Linked DNA regions of Homo sapiens: all the other regions are linked to region 2. Evidence: chromatin loops called from intact Hi-C (ENCODE). Cell type or tissue: heart right ventricle. All regions are shown on one strand. Region 1 overlaps CYP4F22 (cytochrome P450 family 4 subfamily F member 22). Region 2 holds the start of PGLYRP2 (peptidoglycan recognition protein 2). Region 3 overlaps CYP4F22 (cytochrome P450 family 4 subfamily F member 22).

What was found. A loop is a pair of places that touch in the nucleus more often than their neighbours do. Peaks named below come from ENCODE experiments on the same cell type or tissue, not always from the same donor. Only the 100,000 strongest peaks of a DNase experiment are listed, where the experiment ranks them.
Region 1: it touches region 2 in a loop (2.0-fold over the local background); 9 of 110 quality-filtered maps call a loop at or near these places.
Region 3: a loop joins it to region 2, with 2.2 times the contacts of the local background. A loop is called at or near these places in 37 of 110 quality-filtered maps.

The regions. Positions count from the first base shown.
Region 1 is chr19:15,521,461-15,529,460 of GRCh38, forward strand. It overlaps CYP4F22 (cytochrome P450 family 4 subfamily F member 22), which reads left to right. Exons shown (of 14, transcript NM_173483.4): 2 at 2,233-2,339; 3 at 3,876-4,098. The coding sequence starts at 3,877. Among named protein-coding and RNA genes, the nearest start is that of CYP4F22, 17 kb to the left of the region's middle. In heart right ventricle, no CTCF peak of the experiment used is centred here; no DNase peak of the experiment used is centred here; H3K27me3 peaks cover 5,380 bases.
Region 2 is chr19:15,476,027-15,484,026 of GRCh38, forward strand. It overlaps PGLYRP2 (peptidoglycan recognition protein 2), which reads right to left and starts at 3,475. Exons shown (of 5, transcript NM_052890.4): 1 at 3,285-3,475; 2 at 1-582. The coding sequence starts at 3,345. In heart right ventricle, a CTCF peak has its summit at 3,743 (motif pointing right); no DNase peak of the experiment used is centred here.
Region 3 is chr19:15,541,267-15,549,266 of GRCh38, forward strand. It overlaps CYP4F22 (cytochrome P450 family 4 subfamily F member 22), which reads left to right. Exons shown (of 14, transcript NM_173483.4): 9 at 2,705-2,771; 10 at 2,884-3,013; 11 at 6,842-6,975; 12 at 7,872-7,936. Among named protein-coding and RNA genes, the nearest start is that of CYP4F22, 37 kb to the left of the region's middle. In heart right ventricle, no CTCF peak of the experiment used is centred here; no DNase peak of the experiment used is centred here; H3K27me3 peaks cover 1,544 bases.

The DNA.
Region 1 (8,000 bases), 45 kb after region 2:
GACCTCAGGTGAGCTGCCCCCTCAGCCTCCCAAAGTGCTGGGAGTACAGGCATGAGCCACCCCGCCCAGCCTACTTCCACGTTTTAGTGATTATGACTTGTGCTGCTCTGAACATGAGTGTGCAAATATCTCTTCGAGACACTGCTTTCAATTCTTTGGGGGTATATCCCCAGAAGTAGAATGGATGGATTATAGGGTAATTCTATGTTTAATTTTAATTTTTTTTAAGATACAGGATCTCCCTATGTCACCCAGGCTGGGGTGCAGTCGCACGATCATAGCTCACTGCAGCCTCGAACAACTGGGCTCAAGCAATCTTCCCATCTCAGCCTCTAGAGTAGCTGGGATCACAGACATGCACCACCATGCTCAGCTTGTTTAATCTTAAAAGGAACCACCAGTGGCCGGGCGTGGTGGCTCACGCCTGTAATCCTAGCACTTTGGGAGGTGGAGGTGGGTGGATGGCCTGAGGTGAGGAGTTCGAGACCAGCCTGGCCAGCATGGTGAAACTCTGTCTCTGCTAAAAATACAAAAATTAGCCCAGCATGGTGGCGGGTGCCTATAATCCAAGCTACTCGGTAGGCTGAGGCATGAGAATTGCTTGAACCCAGGAGGCGGAGGTTGCAGTGAGCTGAGACTGTGCCACTGCACTCCAGCCTGGGCAACAAAAGCGAAACTTTGTCTCAGAAAAAAAAAAAAAAAAAAAGGAAACACCATATGGTTTTCCCCAGTGCACAACAGTTCCAATTTGTTCACATCCTCAACCACACTTATTTTCTGTTTTTTTGTTTCAGTTGCAACCATCTTAAGACTGGTCATGTAGTCTGTATTTTAAGTCATAATATCCATCCCAATTGGGATCTCCAAATCTGATGATGACCCACCCAGCTGTTTTCCCAGGAAGTGTTAACTAATAAAAATTTCACTTCTGCAGCTGGGCGAGGTGGCTCACACCTGTAAATCTCAGCACTTGGGAGGCAGAGGTGGGAGGATTGCTTGAGCCTAGGAATTTGAGATCAGCCTGGGTAACGTCATGAGACTCTGTCTCTACAGAAAATAGAAAAAATTAGCTGGGCATGATGGTGTGCACCTATAGTCCCAGCTACTCTGGAGGCTGAGGTGGGAGGATTGCTTCAGCCTGGGAGGTTGAGGCTGCATTGAGCCGTGATAGTACTCTTTAGGGTCACTATTTAGCCTGCGTGATAGAGTGAGACCCTGTCTCAAAAAGAAATTTCACTTCTTTATTTTTATTATTTTTATTTTGTTTCGAGACGGAGTCTCACTCTATCGCCCAGGCTGGAGTGCAGTGGCACGATCTCAGCTCACTTCAACCTCCGCCTCCCAGGTTCCAGCTATTCTCCTGCCTCAGCCTCCCGAGTAGCTGGGATTATAGGCGCACGCCACCACGCCCGGCTGATTTTTGTATTTTTAGTAGAGATGGGGTTTCACCATGTTGTCCAGGCTGGTCTTGAACTCCTGAACTCAAGTGATCTGCCCACCTCGGCCTCCCGAAATGTTGGGATTACAGGTGTGAGCCACTGCACCCGGCCAACAAATTTCACTTCTGCATGGAAAATGTGGTTTGGCGTTGGCTGGCAGAAGACCTAAGTGAGGCGTGGTGTGGTGGCTCATGCCTGTAATCCCAGCACTTTGGGAGGCTGAGGTGGGCGGATCACTTGAGGTCAGGAGTTCAAGACCAGCCTGGCCAACATGGTGAAACCCCGTCTCTATTAAAATACACAAAAAATAATTAGCTGGATATGGTGGCAGGTGCCTGTAACCCCAGCTACTTGGGAAGCTGAGGTGGGAGAATCGCTTGAACCCAGGAGGCAGAGGCTGCAGTGAGCTGAGATCGCACCAATGCACTTCAGCCTGGGCAACAAGAGCAAGACTCTGTCTCCAAACAAAAAACAAAAAAACTCACAACAAGATCCCATGAGAACTCACTCACTCACTATCTGGAAGACAGCGCCAAGGGGATGGTGTTAACCATTCATGAGAAACCAGCCCCGTGATCCAATCACCTTCCACTAGACCCCATCTCCAACACTGGGGATTCCAGTTCAACATGAGGTTTGGGTGGGGACACAGATCCAAACCATATCAGATTCTCTGAGATGAGGCTGGTACTGCCCGGAGCATGGTGGTGCACGGCAGATGACAAGCCCTTCCTGCCTGCTCACTGTTTTATTAACATTATGGTTACCTGACTGCTTTGTTTTGGTTCCTTAGGAGCTGGCCCTAAAGCAAGGACCTGAGTGCAAGTAATTTTTTTGGGAAGTAATAACAGAAAATACCAGCAAGGAAGAAGACAGTGAACCCAAAAGAATTGAAAACAGGTACTCAGATAAATACATGTACACACATGTTCAGAGTAGCATATTTCATAATAGCCAAAATGTAGAAACAGCCCAAATGTCTGTCCACAGATGAATGAATAAAGAAAATGTGGGGCCAGGTGTGGTGGCATGCACCTGTAGTCCCAGCTACCCAGGAGGCTGAGACAGGAGGATCACATGAGGCTGGGAGGTCAAGGCTGGAGCGAGTCGTGATCATGCCACTGCACTCCAGCCTGAGTGACAGAACCAGACCCTGTCTCAAAAGAAAAAAAAAAAAAAGGAAATGTGGAATATCCATACAATGGAATATTACTCAGCAGTACAAGGAATTAAGCTCTGATTGATGCTACAATGTGGATGAACCTCAAAAACAGGATGCCGAGTGAAGGAAGCCAGACACAAAAGGCTGCATAGCATTTAATAGATTTATATGAAATATCCAGAATACTTAAATCCATAGAGACAGAAAGCAGATTAGTGGTGCCAGGGGCTCCAGGGAGGGAGAATGGGAAGTGGCTACTAACAGGGATGGGGTTTTGTTTTGGCATAATGAAAATGTTCTGAAACTAGCTGGGTGAGGTAGCTCATGCGTGTAATCCCAGCACTTTGGGAGGCCAAGGCGGGAGGATCGCTTGAGCCCAGGAGTTCGAGACCAGCCTGGGCAACATGGCAAAATCCTGTCTCTACAAAAAAATACAAAAATTAGCTGGGCCTGGTGGCATGCACCTGTAGTCCCAGCTACTTGGGAAACTGAGGTGGGAGGATTGCTTGAGCTGGGGAGGTTAAAGCTGCAGTGAGCCGTGATCATGCCACTGCACTCCAGCTGGGTGACAGAGGAGACCTTCTTTCAAAAAGAAAGAAAGAAAGAAGGAGAGAGAGAGAGAAAGAAAGAAAGAAAGAAAGAGAGAGAGAAAGAAAGAAGTCCTGAAACTAGATGGAGGTGGTAGTTGCATTATATGTAAATGTACTCAATGCCACTGAATTATTCCCTTTAAAATAATTAATTTTGTGTTATGCGAATCTCATCTCAACTGAAAAAGAAGAAAAAGAAAAAGAAAGAGGGGGAAAGGACGTGGCCAATAGGGAGTTTCCACTGTGGGCAGCTGGAGTTTAATCTCATTGGGGAAGCCTAGAGTGAGTGTGGAACCTATATCTCAGGGTCATTGCACCCAAGGGGTGAGGGAGCTGGGGTATTTATCCACCAATGAGCCTCAGTCATTGGTTGAGAGCTGCTCCTTTGGGAGGGGTGTCTTGGTTTCCCAGCCTGACCGGCTATGCCTGGGCAGAGAATGCCCTATGGTAGAGAAGTCAAGAGGGTGGCCTTGTAAAAGTCAAGGCTGAGAGCATACGAGCAGGGCCCCGAGTGCATCCATCTGTCCAGCTGGTTGGAGATCATGGCTGGGGGATGAAGAGGTATCCTTGGTGTCTGGAACTCACGTGTGCTGGGAACCTTCTGTGCACTAGGCACACCATGCATTACCCCATGGGTCATCGTCTTGTGCATGGCACCGACCCCCTGACCCTGTGTGTCCCCAGGATGCTGCCCATCACAGACCGCCTGCTGCACCTCCTGGGGCTGGAGAAGACGGCGTTCCGCATATACGCGGTGTCCACCCTTCTCCTCTTCCTGCTCTTCTTCCTGTTCCGCCTGCTGCTGCGGTTCCTGAGGCTCTGCAGGAGCTTCTACATCACCTGCCGCCGGCTGCGCTGCTTCCCCCAGCCTCCCCGGCGCAACTGGCTGCTGGGCCACCTGGGCATGGTAAGTGTGGCCAGGCAGGACTGGGCTGGGCTGGGCTGGGCATGTGCAGGGTAATAGGTAGGGATGGTGGGCCTGCTGGCTTCCCACAGCCTCCCAAGAATCTGGTTGGGGCTAGCAGCAGATTTATATGATGGGGTATGAGGCTGAGGCTCAGAGAGGGCAAGCAGTTTACCCAAGGTCACACAGGTGGGAGGAGGCAGAACTAACTTTAAAGATGAATTATTTTGGGAGGCTGAGGTGAGAGGATTGCTTGAGGCCAGGAGTTTGAGACCAGCTTGGGAAACATAGTGAGACCCCCTCTCTACAAAAAATTCAAAAATTATATGGGTGTGGTGGTGCACACTTGTAGTCTCAGCCACTTGGGAGGCTGAGGTAGGAGGATTACTTGAGCTTAGGAGTTCGAGACCAGCCTGGGAAACACAGTGAGACCCCATCTCTATAAGAAAAATTACAAAAATTAGCTGAGTGCAGTGGCACACACCTGTAATCCCAGCTACTTGGGAGGCTGAGGCGCGAGGATTGTTTGAGCCTGGGAGTTTGAGGCTGCAGTGAGCTATGATTGTGCCACCGCATTCTAGCCTGGGTGACCTAGGGAGACCCTGTCTCTCTAAGGAAAAAAAAAAGAACTCTCTCTATAATTTTATAGCTATCACTGTACAATAGGTACCTTTACCTTTGGAGTTTGGAATCCCAGGGCAGGGTTGGAGGAGGAGAGGGGAACACATCCTATTCCCAATGTGGTTCCACTCTTCTCCCTTGAATGCTGTGGTCCTAGGTGAGGACTCTTACCCTTTTATTGCATTGAATTTTTTTCTTTTTGAGACAGGGTCTCGCTATGTTGCCTAGGCTGATCTTGAACTCCTAAGCTCAAGCAATCCTTTGGCCTCAGCCTGCTGAGTCCTTTTTAATTTTGCAGATATGTGCCAAGTATTTTTCCAGGCAAATATTAACTCATTCAGTTCTCTTGACAATTCTAGGAAGTAGGTCCCATGACTAGCCCCATTTTGCGTGGAAGATTACTGAGGCACAGAGAGGTTAAGTAGCTGACCTTAGGTCACACAGCTTGTAAGTGGCAGAGCTGGGGTTCAAACCCAGCCTGTCAAGCTCTAGCCTCCTTGATCTCAGTTCTACCCTCTGATGCCTCTAGTTTCTGTAGTTAGTTTCTAGATGAGATAGGCTAGACTTTTCCTTTTTTTTTTTTTTTTCGAGACAGTCTTTCTCTGCTACCTAGGCTAGAGTGCAGTGGTACAATCATGGCTCACTGCAGCCTCTACCTCCTGGGCTCAAGGGATCCTCCTGCCTCAGCCTCCCAAGTAGCTGCGACTGCAAGCCTGCAAGTGCATGCCCCCACGCCTGGCTAATTTTTGTACTTTTAGTAGGGACAGGGTTTCACCGTGTTGGCCAGACTGATCTCAAACCCCTGACCTCAAGTGAACCACCGTGCTCAGCCTCCCTGTTTTTAGTTCTACTCTCTGATGCCTCTACTTTCTGGATGAGATAGGCTGGACTTTCCCTTTTGGACTTTTCTCCTTCATTTCTTCCATCCCTTACCCCTGCTCAGGCCTTACCCTCTACTGCTGGTCCATGGTCCAGCCCCCTCCTTGAGTTCCTACCTCCAGTTTCATCCCTTCGGTCCGTCTCCCATCCTGGCCCCAGAGGGATTCTTGGATTCAACCACATCCCTGCCCCTGCTTACACACCCTCCATGGCTCCCTATTGCCATTCAGAAAAAGGCTGGTGTTCAAGGCCCTTTTGGCTCCAACCTCCATCCTCCTCACTTGTTCCACCATCCCTCCCTAGCTCCATAGAATCACTTCCCACTCCTGTAACAAGGCTCCCACCTCCAAGGCCTTTCCCAAAACTGTACTCTCTGTCCAGGTATCCTTCTCTGCTAGATCAACTTCTGCTCATTTTTCATGCCCCATCTCCAGTGCCCTTACTCTAGAAAGCCCTCTCTGGGTTTGATGGTTGTCCTAGAGGGAGTGGCCAGGCTCTAGTGCCTGGAGGAGTTGGCCAGGGTCAGCTCTAAAGCCCAGCCTTGACGTTGTCCTGCCCAGCTCCTGGGCCCACGGGGGCTGGGTGAGGCTGCAATTGAGCCCTGGGTGTGGACATGATCAAGGCTGAGCCTGACGGGGAAGGAGACACAGGAGCTGGAAAGGAGTCATTTGTTGGTTGAATCATTTGGCAATTGCTGAGCCTTATCACTGGCTAGGCACTGGGTTAGGCTCCTTTGTAGCTGAGCTCTTCTCTAATTCTCATAGCCTGTGAAGTGGGGATGGATCTGTCCTATTTCATGGATTCACACTTTTATGGATTTGAGCACAGAGAGGTTAAGTGGCTTGCTCAAAGTCACACAGCCGCTGAGGGTGGGTTTGAACTTGGATTTTTCTGACGTTGAGCCTGAAGCTTTCCTGCCTCATACAGCAGGTGAGGAAGTGCAGTTTTGTAGCTAGGTGGCCTGGGTTCAGGTACTAGCTTTGCAGATGATGCCAAAGCTTGCCCATATTCCTCTCAACCCATTTTTGGATGCAGTGGCCTGACGTCCAGCTGCCAGCTCCTGCATTCTAGGGGCTGTCTCTGGTGGCTGGAGCCCACTCTGCAAGTGAAATAAAGGCTGGGCACAGTGGCTCACACCTGCAATCCCAGCACGTTGGGAGGCCAAGGCAGGAGAATTGCTTGAGCCCGGGAGTTTGAGACCAGCTTGGGCAACATAGCAAGACCCAGTTTTTACAAAAAAATTAAAAATTAGCCAGGCTTGGTGGTGCATACCTAGAGTCCCAGTGCCTGTCCTGCCACTGTCGCTTCTGTGAGCTTGGGAATTAACGCCCCCAGGAGTGACCCTCAACCAATGACTGATGGGCATTGGTGTATAAATACCTCAGCTCCCTTGCCCTCAGGTGGAGTGACTCTGAGGTGCAATGCGCTACTCTGCCCTCCAAAGCTCCCCAGTGGGACCGAGCCCTGGTTGCCCTTGGTGGTAATTTCCTTGACAACTCATCCTTTACTGGTGGTCTTCTTCCCCTATCTCATGACCCATGTTTTTGGGGATCATGCCCCAAATAAACTACCTGCCCTAGAACCCTTGTCTCAGGACTTCCTTCTGGGGGAGCCTCAACCAGAACAGTCACCTACTTAACTTGCAACTTCAGAAAAACCATTCGACCTTGCTGAACAAAATAAAATGAGGAAAATAATAGCAACGGTCTCATAGGGTTCTTGTACTGATCAAATATGCCAGTACATGAAAAGTCTCCACCACAGTGACCAACACAGTGCAGGCACCTGTATGTGGTAAAGATAGCAACAGTAGTAATATCTTATTACTCACATAGCAAGTACTTGATAAATGCCAACCATGATCATTATTGTGTTTATCATTACTATTTTTATTTTTATTTTTTAAGAGACAGGGTCTTGCTCTGTCACCCAGGTTGGAGTGCAGTGGGGTGATCATAGCTCACTGCAGCCTTGACATCCCAAGCTCAGGTGGTCCTCCTGCCTCAGCCTCATGAGTAGCTGTGACTACAGGCATGTCCCACCAAGCCTGGCTAATTTTATCTTCTTATTTTATTTTATTTTTTTTTTTTGAGGTGGAGTTTTGCTCTTGTCGTCCAGGCTGGAGTGCAATGGCATGATCTCGGCTCACTGCAACCTCTGCCTCCTGGGTTCAAGCGATTCTCCTGTCTCAGTCTCCTGAGTAGCTGGGATTACAGGCGCCCACCACCAAGCCCAGCTAATTTTTGTATTTTTAGTAGAGATGGCCTTTCACCATGTTGTCCAGCCTGGTCTCGAACTCCTGACCTCAGGTGATCTGCTTGCCTTGGCCTCCTGAAGTGCTGGGATTACAGATGTGAGCCACTACACTTGGCTACTATTTTTAGCTATTGAACATCAGCCATGGG
Region 2 (8,000 bases):
CCATGGTCGGTGGGGACTTGGCTTTGGCATCTGGCAAGGAAGCTTGGACATCTGGACAGCCTTTTGTAGCATCTGGAGTGTTGGCTCCAATATCTGCAGTGGTGACATCTGGAGAGCCATCCCTGAGTCCTGGGGAGGAGGTGGCTCTTACATCTGGAGCAATGGCCACAACATCTGGAAAGGTATCTCCAGTCTCCCAAGGGGCAGCCATGCTGTCCAAGGGCAAATTTATGACCCTGCGCCCTTGCAGCCCTGCCTCCAGCCCCGCCAGCAGAGGCTCCACAGCCACGGTCGAGCCATCAGGTGCCAGCACCACCCCATATTCCTTCCCTTCTCGTACGTCATGTCGGGCCACCTCCTTGGTCAGGCCTAACAGCTCTGGGCTTAGTGGGCAGGGATCCAACTCTGTAGCATTGAGGCTCCATGCCCCCAGCAGGAAGTGGTAGAGGCGATTGTGGGGGCCAGAGTTTGGAGCTGACATCAGCCACGCAGAAGCTGTGTGTCTGGTCTTGGCAGCTGGCACTTTCTGCTCCAGCTCAGCCAGGGCCTGGATGACAGAGTCCATGAGCAGGGGCAGGGAGGCTGCAGGAGGAAAGAATGTGTTAGCCCAGCCCCACCCATTCCTGAGCCTCCTTGTATTGATTCCACATCTACCCAATGCTCCCAGCCCTCCATCTGATAACCCCATGACCCCCAACACTATCCTTGTGTAGATGAGGAAAGTGAGGTACACAGACTATTGCCTGTTGGTTAAGGAGCTCAGACTGTCTGTGAGTACTGGGGAGCCATGGCAGATTTATGAGCAGGACAGAGGTGTGACGAACCTGGCATTCTAAGACTCCTTTCTTAGGCTTAGATTTGTTTGGCTGCCATAAGGAAATGGATTTTTGGGGTGCCAGGATAGAAAAGGGGAGACAGTGTGGAGGTGAGAGATGAAGGTGGCAGAAGGTAGGTAGTGACATTGCAGTGGACAAAAGTGGAAGAGTCCCCAGATCGTGAGAGGGAGAGATGGATGGTCTTTTGTGATGAATTGAAGTTAAAAATTGGGGATGTTAGAGGGAAAGGTATTTTGAAAGATGCCTGGGACTGGCTGTGGTGGCTTAGGCCTGTAATCCCAGCACTTTCGGAGGCCGAGGTGAGTGGATCACCTGAGATCAGGAGTTCAAGGCCAGCCTGGCCAACACCGTGAAACCCCATCTCTAATAAAAATACAAAAATTAGCCAGGCATGGTGGTGTGTGCCTGTAATCCCAGCTACTTGGGAGGCTGAGACGGGAGAATCACTTGAACATGGGAGGTGGAGGTTGCAGTGAGCCGAGATTGCGCCACTGCACTCCAGCCTGGGTGACAGAGTGAGACTTTGTCTCAAAAAAAAAAAAAAAAAAAAAAATGCCAGACGCAGTGGCTCACGCCTGTAATCCCAGCACTTTAGGAGGCAGAGGCGGGTGGATCACCTGAGGTCGGGAGCTCAGGACCAGCCGGATCAACATGGCGAGACTCCGTCACTACTAAAAATACAAAAATTAGCTGGGCATGGTGGCACACACCTGTAACCCCAGCTACTCAGGAGGCTGAGGCAGGAGAACTGCTTGAACCCAGGAGGTGGAGGTTGCAGTGAGCCAAGAACCCCCCACTGCATTCCAGCCTGGGTGACAGAGTGAGACTCCATCATAAAATAAAATAAATAAAATAAAATTAAATTAAAATAAAATAAAATAAAATAAAATAGCCTGGGAGGCAGGGGGAAGAGCAGGATGGGCTTGTGCCATGTTGGGGAAATGTCAGTGGCTGAACTGCAAACCTAGAAATGCTAAGTTAGGCTCAGAGCTGGTTCAGAGATGGGTTATCAAATAATAGCTAACTTTCAGTAAACATTTACTATGTGCTAGCTACTAGTCTAGGTGACTTATATATTAATAATTTAACGCAGTTAGTCTTCACAACTCTTGTGAGGTAGGTCCTTTTAGCCCCTGTCTTAGTACATTGGTGCTGCTATAACAGATCTCTGAGGTTGGGTAATTTATGAAAAACAGAAATTTGGCCAGGTGTGCTGGCACATGCCTGTAATCCCAGCACTTTGGGAGGCCGAGGCAGGCGGATCACTTGAGGTCAGGAGTTTGAGACCAGCCTGGCCAACATGGTGAAACCCCGTTTCTACTAAAAATACAAAAGTTAGCCGGGTGCGGTGGCGGGCACCTGTAATCCCAGCTACTTGGGGGGCTGAGGCAGGAGGATCTGTTGAACCCGGGAGGTGGAGGTTGCAGTGAGCTGAGATCATGCTGCTGCACTCCAGCCTGGGCGACAGAGTCAGACTCTGTCTAAAAAACAAAAAAAAAGAACAGACATTTATTTCTCATAGTTCTAGAGGCTGGGAAGTCCAAGATCAAAGCACTGGCATTTGGGACTTCCTAGCCTGCAGAACTGCAAGAAAGTAAATTTCTCTTCTTTACAAATTTACTCAGTTTCAGGTACCCTGGCCTATATAGAAGCACAAAGGGACTAAGATGGTGTCCCTTTACAGATGAGGCATCTGAAGCACAGAGAGGTTAAGTTACCTGCCTAAGGTCACACAGGAAGGAAGTGGCAGAGGCAGGATTTGCCTTTGTTTTTTTTTTTTTTTTTTGAGACGGAGTCTTGCTCTATCATCCAGGCTGGAGTGCAGTAGTGCTCAGCTCACTGCAACCTCCTGAGTTCAAGCAATTTTCTGGCCTCAGCCTCCTGGGTAGCTGGGATTACAGGTGCCTGCCACCACGCCTGGCTAATTTTTGGTATTTTTAGTAGAGATGGGGTTTCACCATGTTGGCCAGGCTGGTCTCGATCTCCTGATCTCAAGTGATCTGCCCGCCTTGATCTCCCAAAGTGCTGGGATTACAGGCCTGGCCAGTAGTAGAATTTGAATCCAGGAAGTCTTACTCGACACACTCTCCTGGTCTAGAATCTAGGTTCTTCTCCAGTCCACCACCTAACCTGTGTAGCTTTGCTCTTCTCTGCAAAAAATGCCCTTTCTGGCTTCTCCCCCAAATCATTTCTCTTTCTTCCTAGCCTAGCTCTTATGTCTCCTCCTCCAAGAAGCCTTCCCTACTTTTGCTCTCCAGGCCCCAGATTCCTTCCCTTATCCTTGCCTTGACTCTGTGGAGCTGGGAATATCTATGTCCCCATGCTGGAGCTTCTTTGAGAGCTTGAGTCTCCAGCCTCACTCCATGCAGGGCAAGACATAGATGGGACAGCAGTACGCCTTCTGCAGAGCCAAGAGGTTTGGTCCCAGGACTCTGCCCCCTGACTCACCTGTCCCTGGGTCTGACCACAGTAGCAATCCGAGTAGGATCCAGAGGACACCCTGGGCCATTGTTGCAGGATTCCAGCTTCCAAGGGGTATTTCTGGTTGGCCTCGGCAGAGAACCTCGGCAGTGCTGGAGGGAGACAGGCACAGAGAACTGAGCAGAGCCTTTGACCACTGTCAAAGTCCAGCGGCGAATGACAGACCTGCCTCTCGTAGAGCTGTGGGCGGGAGGCAGCAGGGACATGGGGCAGCGTACCCTGGGTCAAGGTCATCTGGGCATCCTGGTCTCCCCCAGTCTCTTCTGTCCCTCCTAGGCTGAGGTCAGTGGTCAGTAAGCCAGGCCCATCCCCAGAGGGGCCTGGAGACCAGGTGGTTCAGACTCCATAAACTCTGCCCATTCTCCAGTGAGGTGGACCGAGGCAACCCCTCAAGTCCTGTCCCTCCCCATAGTGACGGCTCTGTAGCCGCTGCTGGCCACCAGAGGGGACTCTCAGCTGCCGCCTGCTGTACTGGTAAGACCGGCTGTGTTGAGGGAGAGGAGAGAAGCAGAGGCCTGAAGTTGGCACTGCCTTCTGCTTTTTTTTGCAACCAACACTTCAGGCTCAGGCACAGCATCGGTGCGGGGGCTGAGGACAGTGTTTGCTGAGGCCTGAAGTTGGCACTGCCTCCTGCTTTTTTTTGCAACCAACACTTCAGGCTCAGGCAGAGCATGGGTGCAGGGGCCGAGGACAGTGTTTGCTGAGGCCTGCTCTGAGCCCATGGGGACCAGGGGCTGTCACCTCTCATCCAGTTCCAGCCCTTGATTTCAAGCCACCAGCAGTAGCTGAGAGCAGGGGTTGAGCTTGAGTGTTCAGGACCCTGGCATTGTTCCAGGAGCTGGCTTCTGGACTCACCTGGGCTGACAGTGAAATGTCCTTCCTCTTCTCCGGGTGCCCATGACTGAGACCTGCAGAATGGACCCATCTCCCCTTTATTCTGGCATCAGATGGGGCAGGTTGACATGACTGGGCTGTTGTGTATGTAAATTGCTTCCCTGTGGGGCTCCCACCTCAAAACCAGCCCGGGGAGTTTCCAGGAGACCCACCAGCTGGAGACTCAGCCAGGGCAGGCCTGGGAATGTCCAGCCTGAGCCAGGCCTGGGATTCCCCTGGGGGCCACCCCTGGGGCCTCCTCAGGTGTCCTCTTTCTGGGGACCTCCCAGAAAAAAGCTGGGCACATAGTGGAAGCTCAGGATGTAGGGTGCTAAGTGATAGAGTGAATGGGGGACACTTCCCATGGGAGTAAGAGACAATGTCCTCCTCCAAGCTCGTTTCCCAGGATTTGGGGATAGGAGCTTTGCCTGGTAGAACCATATGAAGGTTGTGGGCTGAGGCAGGGACTAGGTTGAGGCATCCTCTTTGCCGCAAAATTTAAGGCAGTGTTGAAAATCTAAGTCATCAATAACTTTTTTTTTTTTTGAGACGGAGTCTCGCTCTGTCACCCAGGCTGGAGTGCAATGGCACGATCTCAGCTCACTACAACCTCCACCTCCCAGATTCAAGCAATTCTCCTGCCTCCCTGCCTCAGCCTACCAAGTAGCTCAGGTTACAGGCATGCGCCACCATGCCTGGCTAATTTTTGTATTTTTAGTAGAGACGGGGTTTTGCCACGTAGGCCAGGCTGGTCTTGAACCCCTGACTCAGGTGATCCACCCAACTTGGCCTACCAAATTGCTGGGATTACAAGCGTGAGCCACCATGCCCGGCCGATAAATAATTTTAAGACTTTTTTAGAACAGTTTTATTATTATTATTATTTTTAAAGATGGAGTCTTGATATGCTGGCCAGGTTGGTCTTAAACTCTTGGCCTCAAGCAATCCTCCTGCCTCGGCCTCCCGAAATGCTAGGATTACAGGCGTGAGCCACTGCACCCAGCTTTATTTTTTATTTTATTATTATTATTTTTTGAGGCAGGGTCTCCCTCTGTCACCCAGGCTGGAGTGTAGTGGTGCAATCTTGGCTTACTGCAGCCCTGCTTCCCAGGTTCAAGTGATTCTCCTGCCTCAGCCTCCCAAGGAGCTGAGATTACAGGTGCCCGTCCACCACTTCCAGTTAATTTTTGTATTTTTAGTAGAGACGGGATTTCAGCATGTTGGCCAGGCTGGTCTCAAACTCCCAACCTCGGGTGATCCACCTGTCTTGGCCTCTCAAAGTGCTGGGATTACAGGCTTTTTTTTTTTTTTTTTTTTTTTTTGAGACAGAGTCTCGCTCTGTTGCCTAGGCTGCAGTGTAGTGGCACAATCTTGGCTCACTGCAGCCTCTGCCTCCCAGGTTCAAGCTATTCTCCTGCCTCAGCCTCCCGAGTAGCTGGGATTACAGGTCCCCGTCACCACTCCCGGCTGATTTTTGTACTTTTAGTACAGATGTAGTTTCACCATGTTGGCCAGGCTGGTCTTGAACTCCTGACCTCAGGTGATCCACCCGCATCGGCCTCTATTTTTAATTTTTTATAGAGATGAGGGTCTCGCTATGTTGGCCAGGCTGGTCTCATCTCCTGGACTCAAGGGATCCTCCTGCCTTAGCTTCCCAAAGTGCTGGGATTACAGGCGTGAGCCACCATGCCTGGCCTAGAGCAGTTTTAGGTTCGTGACAAAATTGAGCAGAAGTTACAGAGAGTTCTACTCCCTGCCTTGACACATGCACAGACTCTCGTATTATCACTATCCAGCACCAGAATGGTATATCTGTTACAATCGATGAACCTTCACTGACACATCATTATCACCCAAAGTTCATCATTTCCATTAGGGTTTGCTCTTGGTGGTGTACATTCTATGGGTTTGGACAAATGTATAATGACATATGTCCACCACTAGAGTGTCATACGGAGTACAGTTGACCCTTGAACAACATGGGTTTGACCTGTGAGGGTCAACTTATATCTGGATTTGTTTCAATAAAAATTACATGGACTGTGCCTGCCTCTCCTCTCCCCTTCCTCCTCTTCCACCTCTGCCACCCCTGAGACAGCAAGACCCCTCCTCTTCCTCCTCCTCAGCCTACTCAACATGAAGACGGTGAGGATGAAGACCTTTATGATGATTCTCTACTTAATGAATAGTAAATATACTTCCTCTTCCATATTTTCTTCCTTCTCTTCCTTCTCCTTTCTTCCCTTCTCCTTCCTTCCTTCCTTCCCTCCCTCCCCCCTTCCTCCCTCCCTCCTTTCTTTCTTTTTTCTTTCTTTCTTTCTTCCTTTCTTTCTTTCTTTCTTTCTTTCTTCCTTCCTTCCTTCCTTCCTTCCTTCCTTCCTTCCTTCCTTCCTTCCTTCTTTCTTTCTTTCTTTCTTTCTTTCTTTCTTTCTTTCTTTCTTTCTTTCTTTCTTTCTCTTTCTTCTCTTTCTTTCTCTTTTTCTCTTTCTTTCTGGCAGAGTCTCATTCTGTCCCCCAGGCTGGAGTACAGTGGCGTAATCTCAGCTCACTGCAGCTTCCATCTCCTGGGTTCAAGCGATTCTCCTGCCTCAGCCTCCTGAGTAGCTGGGATTACAGGTACCTGCCACTATGCCCGGATAATTTTTGTATTTTTAGTAGAGATGGGGTTTCACCATGTTGGGCAGGCTGATCTCGAACTCCTGACCTCAGGTGATCCATCCACCTCAGCCTCCCAAAGTGCTGGGATTACAGGCATGAGCCACTGCACCTGGCTCGTGGATTTTTTCCAATAAGTTACATGGAGTGTGTCTGCCTCTCCTCTCTCCCCTTCCACCTCCTCCACCTCTTCCACCTCTGCCACCCCTCAGACAGCAAGACCAACCCCTTCCCTTCCTCCCCCTCAGCCTATTCAACATGAAGACGATGAAGATGAAGACCTTTATGATGACACACTTCTACTTAATGAATAGTAAACATACTTCCTCTTCCATACGATTTTCTTAGTAACTCTTCTTTTTTCCCAGGTTCAGGTGATTCCCTCGCCTCAGCCTCCAGAGTAGCTGGGACTACAGGCATGCACCACCAAGGCTAGCTAAGTTTTCTATTTTTAGTGGAGATGGAGTTTTACCACATTGGCTAAACTGGTCTTGAACTCATGACCCCAGGTAATCCACCTGCCTTGGCCTCCCAAAGTGTTGGGATGACAGGCGTGAGCCACTGCACCCCACCTGATTTCCCTTTAAAGCTTGGAGTTGGGGCAGAGACTGCCTTGTTTTAAGCCAGGGGCATGTCATGGATGGCAGGCTCTTTCCTTAGGGTCTATGTAGGATTTGTGACCTTCTGGGGCAGGACCCTTCCTCCAGGGAGCCTCTGTGGTTACCCCTTGCTCCCCTTACTCCTCCCAGCTCCCTGACCTGCTGTTCTTCCCTTCAACCTAGGCTGTGCTTACAGTGCTGGAAGGTTCTTTGTCCAGTTTTGTCTCCCCAAATCTAGGAGATGCTGAGTTTTTGGGGCTGTCCAGAAGTGCCCAGCACAGACTCAAGACCAAGTGAGTGTCAGGGAGGGATTGCTAAATGCACAAAAAGCCTGATGAATGATGTGGGGCCAGTTTGGGGTCAGGATCTGAAACACACACATGTACACCCACATTCAGGCACTCACACACCAATGCATCAGGGCTGGGCTGGGCCTGGGAGGCAGAAAGAAGGCTGGAAATCCCACAATGAATCACCTCTACCCCAGGTTTCCTTCAACCTCAGGAGGCCCACTTGTCAGATAAATCAAGGCCCCTTGGCCGGGTGCGGTGGCTCA
Region 3 (8,000 bases), 65 kb after region 2:
ATCAAGGTATCTGCAGGGCTGGTTTCTTCTAAGGCCCATGAAGGATGAATCTGTTCCAGGCCTTGCTCCCTGGCTTGCAGAAGGCTGTCTTCTCCCTATGTCTGCGGATCATCTTCCCTCTGTGCCTGTCTCTGTCTTCGTCTCTTTGTATAAGGATTAGGGCCCTGCCCTAATGAGTTCATTTTGTCTTGATTACTTCTGCAAAGACCTCTCTCCAAACACGGTCATAGCCTGAGGTACTGGAAGTTAGGACTTATGAATTCTAGCGGAGGGGGGGTGGGCAGGGAACCATTCAGCTCATCACAATTGCAAAAATGAAATACATGACCTTGGGCTGGGCGTGGTGGCTCATACCTGTAATCCCAGCACTCTGGGAGGCCAAGGCAGGTGGATCACTTGAGGTCAGGAATTCGAGACCAGCCTGACCAACATGGAGAAACCCCATCTCTACTAAAAATACAAAATTAGCCGGGCGTGGTGGCACACACCTGTAATCCCAGCTACTCGGGAGGTTGAGGCAAAAGAATCACTTGAACCTGGGAGGCGGAGGTTGCGGTGAGCTGAGATCATGCCATTGCACTCAAGTGAAACTCCGTCTCAAAAAAAAAAAAAAAAAAGAAAAAAAAGAAATACATGACCTTGAAGAGATGAGACACTTCTATGGTCACTCATTGGTGTGTCTGTGGACCTTTTGGGTTCTGGATTCAAATAGTCCTGGATTCCAGTCCTGGCTCTGTCGCTTAGTGGATGTTTGACCTTAGTCATTGACTCTTCTTCCCAAGCCTCAGTTTCTCCATTTATACCATGGTGATCATAAAACCTGATCACAAGGTTGTCAGGCATCCAGTGGGATGCTTGGTGTTGGAGGCTGCTCAAGAAATATGAACTTCCTTCTTCTCCTCACTGTTGACTTTCTGTCCCTCTTTACATCTTTCTTTTCTTTTTTCTTGTTTTTTAAAAATGTAATTTAAAGTTCCAGGATAAGCCGGGCGCAGTGGCTCACCCCTGTAATCCCAGCACTTTGGGAAGCTGAGGTGGGAGGATCACCTGAGGTCAGGAGTTCAAGACGAGCCTGGCCAACATATTGAAACACCGTCTCTACTAAAAATAAAAAAAAAATATTAGCCGGGCGTGGTGGCATGCATCTGTAATCCCAGCTCCTCTGGAGGCTGAGGCAGGAGAATCGCTTGAACCCTGGAGGCAGAGGTTGTAGTGAGCCAAGATTGCGCCACTGCACTCCAATCTGGCAACAAGAGAGAAACTCCATCTCAAAAAATTTTTTTTTAAATTAAATGGAAAGTTCAAGGATACGTGTGTAGGGCGTGCAGGTTTGTTACGTAGGTAAACATGTGCCATGGTGGTTTACTGCACCTATCAACTCATCACCTAGGTATTAAGCCCTGCATGCATTTGCTATTTATCCTGATATTCTCCCTCCTCCTGCCACCCTGATAGGCCCCCCAAGTGTGTGTTGTTTCCCCCCTGTGTCCGTGTGTTTTCATTGTTCAGCTCCCACTTATAAGTGGGAACATGTGGTGTTTGGTTTTCTGTTCCTGCCTTAGGTTGCTAAGGATGATGGCTTCCAGCTCCATTCAGGTCCCTGCAAAGGACATAATCTTGTTCCTTTTTATGGCTGCATAATATTGCATGGTATATATGTACCACATTTTCTTTATCCAGTCTTTCATTGATGGGCATTTGGGTTGATTCCATGTCTTTGTTATTGTCAATAGTGCTGCAATGAACATATGTGTGCGTGTATCTTTATAATAGAATAATTTATATTCCTTTGGTTGTATACCCGGTAATGGGATTGCTGGGTCAAGTGGTATTTCTGGTTCTAGGTCTTTGAGGAATTGCCACATTGTCTTCCACAATGGTTGAACTAATTTACGTTCCCATCAACCTTGTAAAAGCGTTCCTATTTCTCCACAGCCTCACCAGCATCTCTCACTCAGGGTCTTGCTCTGTCACACAGGCTGGGGTGCAGTGATGCGGTCATGGTTCACTGCAGCCTTGATCTCCTGGGCTTAATCCTCCTGCCTCAGCTTCACCAGTAGCTGGGACTACAGGCATGCATCACCACACCTGGCTGATTTTTTTTTTGTAGAAATGGGGTCTTACCATGTTGCCCAGGCTGGTCTTGAACGCCTAGGCTCAAGTGATCCTCCCACCTTAGCTGCCCAAAGTGTTGGGATTATAGGTGTGAGCCACCATGCTGGGCACTTTCCATCTTTATTAGACAAGTTGCATACTTCCATCTTCCTGGACTAGTTCCCCCCACAGCTTGGCTTAAGAGAGAGAGGGGAGCCAGGCGTGGTAGCTCATGTCTGTAATCCCAGCACTTTGGGAGGATGAGGCAGGTAGATCACTTGAGGCCACGAGTTCGAGACCGGCCTGGCCAATATGGCAAAATTGCATCTCTACTAAAAATACAAAAATTAGCTTGGAGTGGTGGCATGTGCCTGTAATCCCAGCTATTCAGGAGGCTGAGGCACGAGAATCACTTGAACCTGACAGTCGGAGGCTGCAGTTAGCCGAGATTGTGCCACCGCACTCCAGCCTGGGTGATAGAGCGAGACTCCATCTCAGAAAAAAAAAAAAAAAAAAAGATGGGGGCGGGGAGATATCTGAGTTTTGAGGAGCCCCTAGGATGCGGAGGGTGGGATGAAGTGGGCTGAGCACCCTCTACTGCCCATTCCAGGATGAAGATGGAAAGGAACTGTCAGACGAGGATATCCGAGCCGAAGCAGACACCTTCATGTTTGAGGGTGAGGATGTGGGGTGAGGCTGGAGGAGGGCAGGAAGGGACATCATTGTCTGTAGACAGCATCTCTGCTTTCTTCAGGCAGCCTCCATTCAGATACCCTCATCTCCCTGCAGGTCACGACACAACATCCAGTGGGATCTCTTGGATGCTGTTCAATTTGGCAAAGTATCCGGAATACCAGGAGAAATGCCGAGAAGAGATTCAGGAAGTCATGAAAGGCCGGGAGCTGGAGGAGCTGGAGTGGTGAGTGTGGGGTCAGGGGAATGGAGGGGGCAGGTTGAGGCCAGAGCCTTGGGTGTAAGCCTCTGCTCTCCCACTTACTGATTGTGTGACCTCAGACAAGCCACTTTAGCTTCCTGAATTGCAATTTCTTCAGCTACAAAATGGGGGTGGTTATAGTGCCTATGCCCACCTCATAATGCAGAAGTTCTCAAAGTGTCCTAGTCAGCAATTATTGCAATGATGCTGCATAATGAACAGCTCCCAAACTTAGTGGTTTACAGCAAGCATTTGTTTCTTGCTTTTGTATGCACACATTTCTTGCTCTTGTCTGCTCATTACTCTAATTGCTGTTGGACTTGGCTGAGTGGAGTGGAGTTGCTTCAAAACTAAGAGCTGGGTTCAGATCTGCTTCATATACTCCCTTTCTGTTCTCTTTGGACCAGAGGCTACCCTGGGTCGTATTCTTCTCAAGGCAGATTCCAGAAGCACAAAAAGCCATGAAATTTAAAAGCTTTGCTTGGGCCGGGTGGGGTGGCTCACGCCTGTAATCCCAGCATTTTGGGAGGCCGAGGTGGGTGGATCACCTGAGATCAGGAGTTCGAGATCAACCTGGCCAACATGGTGAAACCCCATCTCTACTAAAAATACAAAAATTAGCCAGGTACGGTCATGGGTGCCTGTAATCCCCCCTACTCGGGAGGCTGAGACAGGAGAATCACTTGAACCTGGGAGGTGGAGTTTGCAGTGAGCTGAGATTGCACCACTGCACTCCAGCCTGGGCTACAAGAGTGAAACTCTGTCCCCACCCCCCCACAAAAAAAGATAAAATAAGTAAATAAATAAAATAAAAAAAAAAAACAAAAGCTGTGCTTGCACTAGAAGATTGCATTGGCTAAAACAAGTCACGTGACCAAGCCCAGCATGAATGGGGCAGGACATATACTCCACTCACCTGAGCAGAAGGCACTGAAGAATCATATGACAAAGGGTACAGGTATATAATTCTAATTCAGGGAGGAAGTGGAGAATCAGAACACATACCCAGTCTCTACCAGATTCATGCTATGTAGAGCTGATTCTGGGTGATGAAAAGAAAACACAGCATTAGGCTGGGCGTGGTGGCTCATGCCTGTAATTCCAGCACTTTGGGAGGCCGAGGGGGGTGGATTGCTTGAGCTGAGGTGTTTGAGACCAGCCTGGGCAACATGACGAAACCCTGTCTCTACAAAAAAATACAAAAATTAGCTGGGTGGGGTGGCGCATGCCTATAGTCCCAGCTACTTGGGAGGCTGAGGTGGGAGGACTGCTTGAACCCAGGAGGTGGAGGCTGTGGTGAGTCAAGATTACGCCACTGCACTCCAGCCTGGGTGACAGAGTGAGACCCTGTCTCAAAAAAAAAAAAAAAAAAAAAAAGAAAAGAAAAGAAAAGAAAAGAAGAAAAACACAGCCGCAACATTAAATAGCATCAACTCACACAGTGAGGAGGTTCCTTTCGGTTCTATTTCAACCTTTTGCCTTATGGCCTCAGGGGGACATGCTCAGTGGGGTGCTACTGTGTCCTGAACACTTTGCTAATCTTCCTTTTAAACAAGTGGAGAAGATGTCTCAGGTTGAGAGAGTTGGGTGGGAGTTGGTGTGTAGACACAATTTAATAACACACTACTGCTTTCACAGTGGTGTTTGTATGGATGAATACCTTTATGCCAGGGATGCTGTTTGCCCTTTATAGCAACATGAAGTTTATTTTTTTTTAAGACACAGGCTGGAGTGCAGTGGCATAATCATAGCTCACTGCAGCCTCAAACTCCTGGGCTCAGGCAATCTTCCTGCCTCAGCCTCCTGAGTAGGTGGGACTATAGGAGTGTGCCACCACAACTGGCTAATTTTTAACATTTTTTTAAGAGATGGGGACTTGCTGTGTTGCCCAGGCTGCTCTCAAATCCCTGAGTGCAAGCAGTCCTCTTACTTTGGCCTCCCAAAGTGCTGGGATTATAGGTGTGAGCCACTGTGCCCAGCCATAAAGTTTCTTTGAAAGAGAACCTGGGCCAGGTGCAGTGGCTCATGCCTGTAATCCCAGCACTTTGGGAGGCTAAGGCGGGTGGATCACTTGAGGCCAGAAATTCAAGACCAACCTGGGCAACATGGTGAAACCCTGTCTCTACTAAAAATACAAAAATTAGCTGGGCGTATTGGTGTGTGCCTGTAATCCCAGCTGCTTGAGAAGCTGAGGCGTGAGAATTGCTTGAACCTGGGAAGCAGAGGTTGCAGTGAGCTGAGATTGTGCCACTGCACTCCTGCCTGGATGAAACAGCAAGACGCCATCAAAAAAGAAAGAGAACCTGCTAATTTAAAGAAACTAATCTAATCTAGAACATGAACCAAGAGTTATCATTAGCCCAATTTTGGGCCCTAAAGTCCAAGGGAAAAAATATTAAGTAAATGATATTATAAGGAGATAATGCACTTTTCTTTTCTTTCTTTTTTCTTTTTTTCTTTCTTTCTTTTTTTGAGATAGGCTCTCACACTGTGGCCCAGGCTGGAGTACAGTGGCATGATCATAGCTCACTACAGCCTCCTGAGTAGCTGGGACCACAGGTGTGTGCCATCATGCCCAGCTAATTTTTTAACTTTTGGTAGAGATGGGGTCTCTCTTTGTTGCCCAGGCTGGTCACGAACTCCTGGGCTCAAGTTATCCACTTGCTTCGGCCTCCCAAAGTGCTGGGATTACAGGTATGAGCCACCATGCCTGGCCTGCACCAGTTTTTTTTTTTTTTTTTTTTTTAAGACAAGAGTCTCACTCTGTCACCCAGGCTAGAGTGTAGTGGTGCAATCTCATCTCACTGCAACCTCCGCCTTCCGGGTTCAAGCAATTCTCTTGCCTCGGCCTCCCAAGTAGCTGAGACTACAGGTGCACGCCACCACACCCAGCTAATTTTTGTGTTTTTTAGTAAAGATGGGGTTTTGCTATGTTGGCCAGACTGATCTTGAACTCCTGACCTCAGACGATCGCCCATCTCAGCCTCTGCAAGTGCTGGGATTACAGGCGAGAGCCACCACACCTGTCCTGCAGCAGTTTTTTAAGTACAGAAATGGACCATATAAACTGGCATATTGCTGTTGCCGTGAGTCCCCTTGGCTGTCCTGGCACCTCGCCTAGGTGCCCCTGGACCTCCACATAATTCATCAATTAAAGGCTTAATGCTGGGCCCAGCAGAGGGCCCAGTGCTAGTGCTGTTCTGAGCGGTTGGTGCTCAGATACTTTGCATCCTAAGTATTAGTACTGGCCGGGCACTGTGGCTCACGTTTGTAATCCCAGCACTTTGGGAGGCCGAGGTGGGTGGATTGCCTGAGGTCAGGCGTTTGAGACCAGCCTGGCCAACATGGAGAAACCCTGTCTCTACTAAAAATACAAAAATTAGCCGGGTGTGGGTGCGCATGCCTGTAATCCCAGCTACTTGGGAGGCTGAGGCAAGAAAATTGCTTGAACCTGCAAGGCTGAGGTTGCAGTGACCCGAGATGCGCCACTATGTTCTAGCCTGGGCAACAAGAGCGAAACTCGGTCTTAAAAAAAAAAAAGAAAGAAAAAGGAAAAGAAAAAACAAAAAAACCACTAAATATTAGTACTTCCCACCTGTGCATGAGACAACTGCAAATGGCAGAAATTGGGGCAAGTCTAAAATCCTGGACTGGTTTCTTGCCCAGCTGCCCCTGAGAGAGAGAGAGAGAGAGAGAGAGAGGGAGAGAGTGTGTGTGTGTGTGTGTGTGTGTGTGTGTGTGTGTGTGTGTGTGTGTTTTGGGGAGGTGGTGCCATGGTGGCTCGGCCTCTAGTTATATCTCCATTCTCCCCAGGGACGATCTGACTCAGCTGCCCTTTACAACTATGTGCATTAAGGAGAGCCTGCGCCAGTACCCACCTGTCACTCTTGTCTCTCGCCAATGCACGGAGGACATCAAGCTCCCAGATGGGCGCATCATCCCCAAAGGTGCCTACCATGTTCCGCCTGCTGCTGGTGCACTGCCTCCAATGATGTAGCTGCTCTATTGTCCACAGGGGCCTGGCTATGCCTGCCCCAGGTGCACTATCCCTGCAGATGGGATAGCTCTCTGTGTGCCTGTTGCTTCTGGGGTGTTGGAGAAAACCCAGTTGTGTGTGCAGGGAGATAGAGCCGGGTGAGTCCAGGTGGAAAGGAAGGAGGCAGTGTCGCAGGGATGGGCCTGTGAGGGTGCAGTTGGGGAGGGTCAGTTTCATTCAGTTGCCAGTTACTCCCTGGAGACCAAGCCCTGCCTTGGTTGATACAGGGGACCCTGGCTCAGGTTTTGAGTATTGCCCTTTCTGGGGGAGATACAGCAGGGTGCAGACATTCCCAGGCGTATGGAATCAGGAATGGGCTAAAGGGAGAGACAGGGGCTGGAGTAGCTCCAATATGGAGAGGAATGCAGGGAGGGCTGCCTGGAGGAGGGAATGTGGGAGGTGAGGCTTGGAGTGTGGAAGTGAAAGAGTGAGCATGTTTATGGAGTAGAGCCTCAGGATGCAGATTTTGAAAGGCCTTGAGTGCCAGGTGATGGCGCTTGAACTCAATCCTGGGGGCAGCAGGGAGCCAAGGTAGGTGTTTGAGCTGAAGAGGAGCAATGTCAGATCTGCGAGTAAGAAAGATCCCTATGTGGCCAGCTTGGCAGCCAGAAAGAAGATGATAGGTTCCTCTTAGGGAAAGGTGGGAAGAGTGGATGGGGCAGCAGAATTTTTTAGAGAAGGATGGACAGAAGGTGGTGGCAGATGGCTCATGGGAACATCATGGCTCTAGGGAGACCCAAGTTGGGGGATGTTTCTGGAGGAGGCCCTGGCTCCCCTTGGCCCCACTGATCCCATCTTTCCCCACAGGAATCATCTGCTTGGTCAGCATCTATGGAACCCACCACAACCCCACAGTGTGGCCTGACTCCAAGGTGAGTGCCTGCCCCACTCCTCCCTGCCCTCAGGTCCTCCCCTCCCCTGCGCCCCAGGGAGCCA